Linked DNA regions of Homo sapiens: region 1 is linked to region 2. The links are chromatin loops, found by intact Hi-C in ENCODE. Cell type or tissue: GM12878. All regions are shown on one strand. Links, peaks and the distances in the headings refer to the core of each region. The heading gives the core; the rest is flanking DNA.

Region 1 (2,918 bases), core at 146-2,645, 190 kb before region 2:
ACTTGGATCAAGCCATTAGTATCCCTTGCTCCAATAAACTCTTTCCTGTTTCTTCCCTTAGCCCAGTCTATTCTCAACACAATAACCAGAAGATTTCTTTTAAAATATAAGTTAGAGCACGTCCTATCTCTGCTTAAAATGCTCTCTTCCCATTTCACTGAGAGAAGCAGTCAAAGTTCTTACAGTGGCCAACAATGCCCAAGGCAGTGATTCTCAAGATATAATCTCCATCGTAGGGCATCACCTGGAAGATTATTGGACGTGAAGATTCTCAGCCCCACCCCCAAACCTACTGAATCAGAGACTTTGGGGGTGAGACCCTGAAATCTGGGTTTGACACACCCTCTGGTGATTCTCATGCACACTCTAGTGCGGAACCCACCCCTCTCCAGGATAGGCCTCCAGTGACCTCTCCAGTTACTCTCCTCCCCTTCACTCTCTGTTGCTGCTGTCACATGGACCTTCTTGCTTTTTATTAGGGTAAGTCAGACGCCTCGATCATTGGGGCTTTAGCATTTTGTGTTTCCGCTGTTGTTGTTTCTTTTTTTGAGACAGTCTCACTCTGCCACGATCTCGGCTCACTGCAACCTCCGTCTCCCGGGTTCCAGCGATTCTCCTGCCTCAGCCTCTGAAGTAGCCGGAATTACAGGCGTGCGCCACTACGTCTGGCTAGTATTTGTATTTTTAGCCTCGAACTCCTGACCTCGAGTGATCTGCCCGCCTCGGCCTCTCAAAGGGCTTGGAATACAGGCGTGAGACACCGCACCCGGCCCACTTACTGTTTCCTCTACTGGAACACTCTTTTCCCAGAGAGCTGCCTGGCTTACCCCTTTATGCTTTTCAGGTTTCTTCTCAAATAGAAACTTAATAATCAGAGAGATCTAACATATTTTAAAACCCAACCCAGCTGTCTCCTAATTTCCCCCACCACACACACAGGCTCACTCCCACACTCATACACACTTGGGCATTTCCTAGCTCCTCCCCTGCTTGATTTTTCTCCATGGCTCTTGGCATGACGTCTCCCATGAAGTTGTTGTCACAATGTCAGCTACGTCTGCAGTCATCTGGGGGCTTTCTTGGGACTGGAGGATCTGACTCCAAGACGGTTCACTCACATGACTTATATCTTGGCGCCGGCTGCCAGCAGGGGGCCTCAGCTCCTTGCCATGAGAACCTTTTCACAGAGCTGGGGTCCTCATACATGGCGGCTGCCTTACCCCAGAGCAAGTGATCCGAGAGGGCGCAAGGTAGAAGCCATCTTTTGTGACCTAAACTGTCACACATTAGCATGAGATATGGTGGCCCAGAACCTCAAGATATGCTACTGTCCAATTCCTGACTGACAGAAACTCCGAGATAATAATTGCTTATCGTTGGTTGAAGCTTTAGGATAAATTTTCAGGCAGCAATAGATAAATAATTTATTAAACATTGTATCCATTTTTTATCTGCCAATCCCCAATGCCACATACCCTAGAATAAAAGCCCCAAGAGAGTAGAGGCCTCTATTTTATATATAGAATATAAGCCCCAAGAAAGCAGGGGCTTATAATATATTAATACATATATTATATATTATATTGTGTTCAGGGCTTAGAACAATACCTACACCGTCAAATGGTAGGCATTAACAAAAGTATGTGGAATGAGTGCTTGGAGAAACTGGATGGTGGGCAGCTATGCTGATGTGGTTGGAGGATGCAGTGGATGTTTCTGCAGTAGCATCATTTTGCACAACTATAGAGGACCTCATGCACACTGAATTCCATGTGAGTGGAGACTTCTGGGAGCACAGCTCCATGCAAAACTAATTTTGACCTTGTGGATCGCTGGAAGGGCTTTGGGGGACCTCCCCCAGGGTTCCATTGGCCATATTTTGAGAAACACTTATCAGGGAAAGAAGACTACAGGCAGTAAGAATAGCCCAGCCTCAGAAGAGAGATTCTTGGTCCCAGAATCTTACAGAAATAGCTGAGAGTCAACAGATCTCAAGGGACCATGAGGACCAAACAATGACTGTCTCAGTGGCAAGCTCTGAACTGAGGGCCGATAACTAGAGACCACCTCTTTCCTCATGCCCCTGACCTAATCTGGTACCCTCCTTAAAGTTTTAGAGACAGTTAAGTAGAGATTGAGAAATGGTTGAGATGTGTGGTTGTGTAAATATTGGAGATAGGCTGCTGATGCTCCTTGACTTAAGATGGGGCTATGTCCTGATAAACCCATTGTAGGTTGAAAATACTGTAAGCAAAAATGCATTTAATACACCTAACTTGCACAGATGGGCATTTTGTAGACATGATGAAATGTGAAAACACAAAACAATATCCAAAAACTGCTGACAACACAGGCCACTCTAGAGTGCGGTATCAGTTGTTTACCGTCGTGATGGTGCGGCTGACTGGGGGCTGTGGCTCACTGCACAGCATCATGAAAGACTATCACATCGAGAGTCCAGGAGAACATCAAAATTCAAAACCAAAGATTTCTACTGAATGCCTATTGCTTTCACACCATCAAGTCAAAAAATCCTAAATCAAACCATTGTAAATGGTGGACCTTCTGTAGTTTCTTGGGAATCTGGACTTGAAGATAAGGGGAATAGAGATCAGGAAGATGAAGACAGACTGGAAGAAAGTCCCTTTGGGACTGGAATTAGTGCAACTGGGGGCTGGGGTGGGGAGGCATGCAGAGTGTGCTGAGTGAACCTAAGGGAAAAAGGAGAGAGACAAACCCAGCTAGATGTGCGATGCAAGCAATGCATTTAAAAATGTATCTCTGCTTGCAAAAGTATTTTGTTCACATTAAAAGGAATTTCAAGCATTAATAAGCAAGGTAGGGGAGTCTTTGGTGGGAGGGAGCTCTTCTTGTTTCAAATTCAATATACTCACTGACCAGCTCTTCTGTCTACTCAA
Region 2 (2,918 bases), core at 257-2,756:
AAGAAAATCCTGCTACTTGACAGGGTTTCCTTTAATGGAAAGCCTTTTTCACGCCCATAAACACTTGATGCCCACATCTGTTAGAGATAAAATGAGAGTATAACTTCCCTTTTGGATGAAGATCTTCAGGGTTCTGAGAGCCCATATAACATGCTTAATGGAGACAGCAAAAAATGCCGTAGATAAAGTTTCCCTGATTAAATTAGTACTCTATTGAAATTTAAAATTTTATGGACTGCCTCAGGTACTTTATATATGGCTTTGGGAGTATGTTTATATTTTAATTCTGTGTATAGCTTGCTGTTGTCATTTTAGGAAGTCAAAGAGCCATCTAGACTTGTAGTTTTTTGAGGAACCTCAATATTATTCTTTATAATGGCTGTACTAGTTCACAATCCCAACAGTGTATAAGGGTTCACTTTTTTTGCATCCTTACCCGCAATTGTTTTTTTTTTTTTTTTTTTGTCTTTTTGATAATAGCCATTCTAACTGTGGTGAAATGATACCTCATTGTGGTTTTGAGTTGCATTTCCTTGGTGATTAACAATGTTGAACATTTTTAATATATTTCTTGACCATTTCTGTATGTCTTCTTTTGAGAAGTGTCGTACGGATCATTAGCCCGTTTTTAAATCAGAGTCTGTAGAAGCTAAAAAAGTTGACCTTATAGAAGTAGAGAGTAGAACAGTGGTTACTAGAGGCTGAGAATTAGGTAGTAGGGTTGGAGGGTTAGTGAGAGACTTGCTAAAGAATACAAAATTAGAGCCTGATAGGACAAATAAGTTCTAGTGTTCTATAGTATTATAGGGTGGCTACAGTAAACAATTATATATTTTCAAATAGCTAGAAGAGAGGATTTATGTTCTCTACACAAACAAATATTTGAGGTGATAAATATGCTAATTATCCACATTTGATCTTTAATACATTGTATGTATTAAAACTCTGTACATACCTCATAAATATTATAATATATTTTGTTTTTTCTTTTGGAAATGAGGTCTCCCTCTGTCACCTAGGCGGGAGTGCAGTGGTGCAATTATAGCTCACTGCAGCCTCCAACTTCTGGGCTCAAGCAATCTTCCCACCTCAGCTTCCCGAGTAGCTGGAACTACAGGCTTGTGCCATCATGCCCAGCTAATTTATTTATTTTTATTTTTTGTAGAGGCAGGGTCTCAGTATGTTGCCCAGGCTGGTCTCAAACTCCTAGTCTCAAGCAATCCTCCTACCTCAGCCTCCCAAAGTGCTGGGATTACAGACATGAGCCACCACACCTGGCCTATAGGTACAGTTATTATTTCAATGTTTTTAAAAGTCTTCTATATTAAAAAACATTTAAAAAGATTTTCCCAGAAAAGCAATGCTATTCACTTATTAGATAGCGGGAGCCTGGAAAAGCCAGCCTGCTCCTCCCGTTCACCGCCATCTGCAGGGCCACCACAGCCCGACTTTGCGGTGCACCGCCCCCTGGTGGTTCCTCCTCTGCATGGAAAGCCAGCCTCCCTAGGTGCTTTTCCTATAGGTGGGGATAATAAGATTCCTCGGTTCTTTGCCATCAAAGAACCCTGTAATACCTATCCACTCCTCTCAGAGAAAAACTCCTGGCATTATTCAATGAATTTATTATTATTATTATTTTTAGAGATAGGGTGTCACTCTGTTGCCCGGGTTGGAGTGCAGTCATAGCTCACTGCAGCTTCAAACTCCCAGGCTCAAAAGATCCTCCCATCTTAGCCTCCTGAGTTGCTTAGACTACAAGTATGTGCTACCATGCCCAGCTAATTTATTTATTTATTTGTAGAGATGAGGTCTTGCTATTTTGCCCAGGCTGGTCTTGAACTCCTGGCCTTAAACAATCCTCCTGCCTCAGCTCCCAAAGTGCTGGGATCACAGGTGTGAGCCACCAAGTCCAGTCTACCATGCCCAGCTAATTTATTTATTTTTTATTTGTAGAGATGGGGTTTTGATATTGTGCCCAGACTGGTCTTGAACTCCTGGCCTTAAGCAATCCTACTGCCTCGCTCCCAAAGTGCTGAAATCACAGGTGTGAGCCAGCATGCTGGGCTCAAGTCGAGGCATTATTGAACAGGGTCTGGCTCCCTCTCTGGTGAGACCTCCCACTATCTTCTCCTCACTTGCTCTGTTTCCGCCTCCCTGACTTCCTTGCTGTTTCTCCAGCATGTCTGTGCTCTGTCCCCACTTCCCAGGATGCTCTTTCCCCTACCTGCATGGCTAATTCCCTCACATCCCTCAGTTGCATCACATGTCACCTTCTCAGCCAAGCCCTCCCTGACCTCCCTATCCCCAGGCTCCTGGTCCTCCTTACCCAAATTTTTCTTCCTTCCATAGTCCTTATTTTCCTACAAATTATATAATTTGCTTTTTACTATGGGTATTATTTATTGTCTGTGTCTCCCACCAGGAACTAAGCTGCACAAGGGCAGGGGAACTGGGTCTTGAATAGGCCATGATATACAGTAGTCTCAACATGTATTTTGATGAATAAATAATATATTAATTAATAAATGCCTGAGTAAAATAACGATTTCAAATCTCCAATACTATTACAATGCCTCTTCTGGCAGAAGTGCAGAGCTCCTCATTCTCATCTCAGGACCACTGCATTTTCTGCTTCTTCTGCTTGAAACACTTTTCCCTCAGAACTTGGTGACACTGCGTCCCTCTCCACAACTGAGTTTAAGCATCACTGCCTTTAAGAGAAGAACTCGGTGACCACTCACACCATGCAGCCTTTGCTCTTCACCCTCTATTCTCTATGGCATTTGCTTTCTCATCTTTCTTATCACACTAATAAATATCTAAAGGGATTTTTTTTTTTACGTTTTGTAAGTATTTGTTGTTTTTGTTATTGTTGAGACAGAGTCTCACTCTGTTGCCCAGGCTGGAGTGCAGTGGCG

The links. Peaks named below come from ENCODE experiments on the same cell type or tissue, not always from the same donor. Only the 100,000 strongest peaks of a DNase experiment are listed, where the experiment ranks them.
Region 1: a loop joins it to region 2, with 10 times the contacts of the local background. A loop is called at or near these places in 2 of 110 quality-filtered maps.

Annotation. Positions count from the first base shown.
Region 1 is chr20:15,900,948-15,903,865 of GRCh38, reverse strand. All of the region lies in intron 10 of MACROD2 (mono-ADP ribosylhydrolase 2), which reads right to left. All of the region lies in intron 1 of LOC613266 (a long non-coding RNA gene), which reads left to right. Among named protein-coding and RNA genes, the nearest start is that of KIF16B, 670 kb to the left of the region's middle. In GM12878, for the core only: a CTCF peak has its summit at 1,152 (motif pointing right); no DNase peak of the experiment used is centred there.
Region 2 is chr20:15,707,741-15,710,658 of GRCh38, reverse strand. All of the region lies in intron 8 of MACROD2 (mono-ADP ribosylhydrolase 2), which reads right to left. Among named protein-coding and RNA genes, the nearest start is that of MACROD2-AS1, 780 kb to the right of the region's middle. In GM12878, for the core only: a CTCF peak has its summit at 1,466 (motif pointing left); no DNase peak of the experiment used is centred there.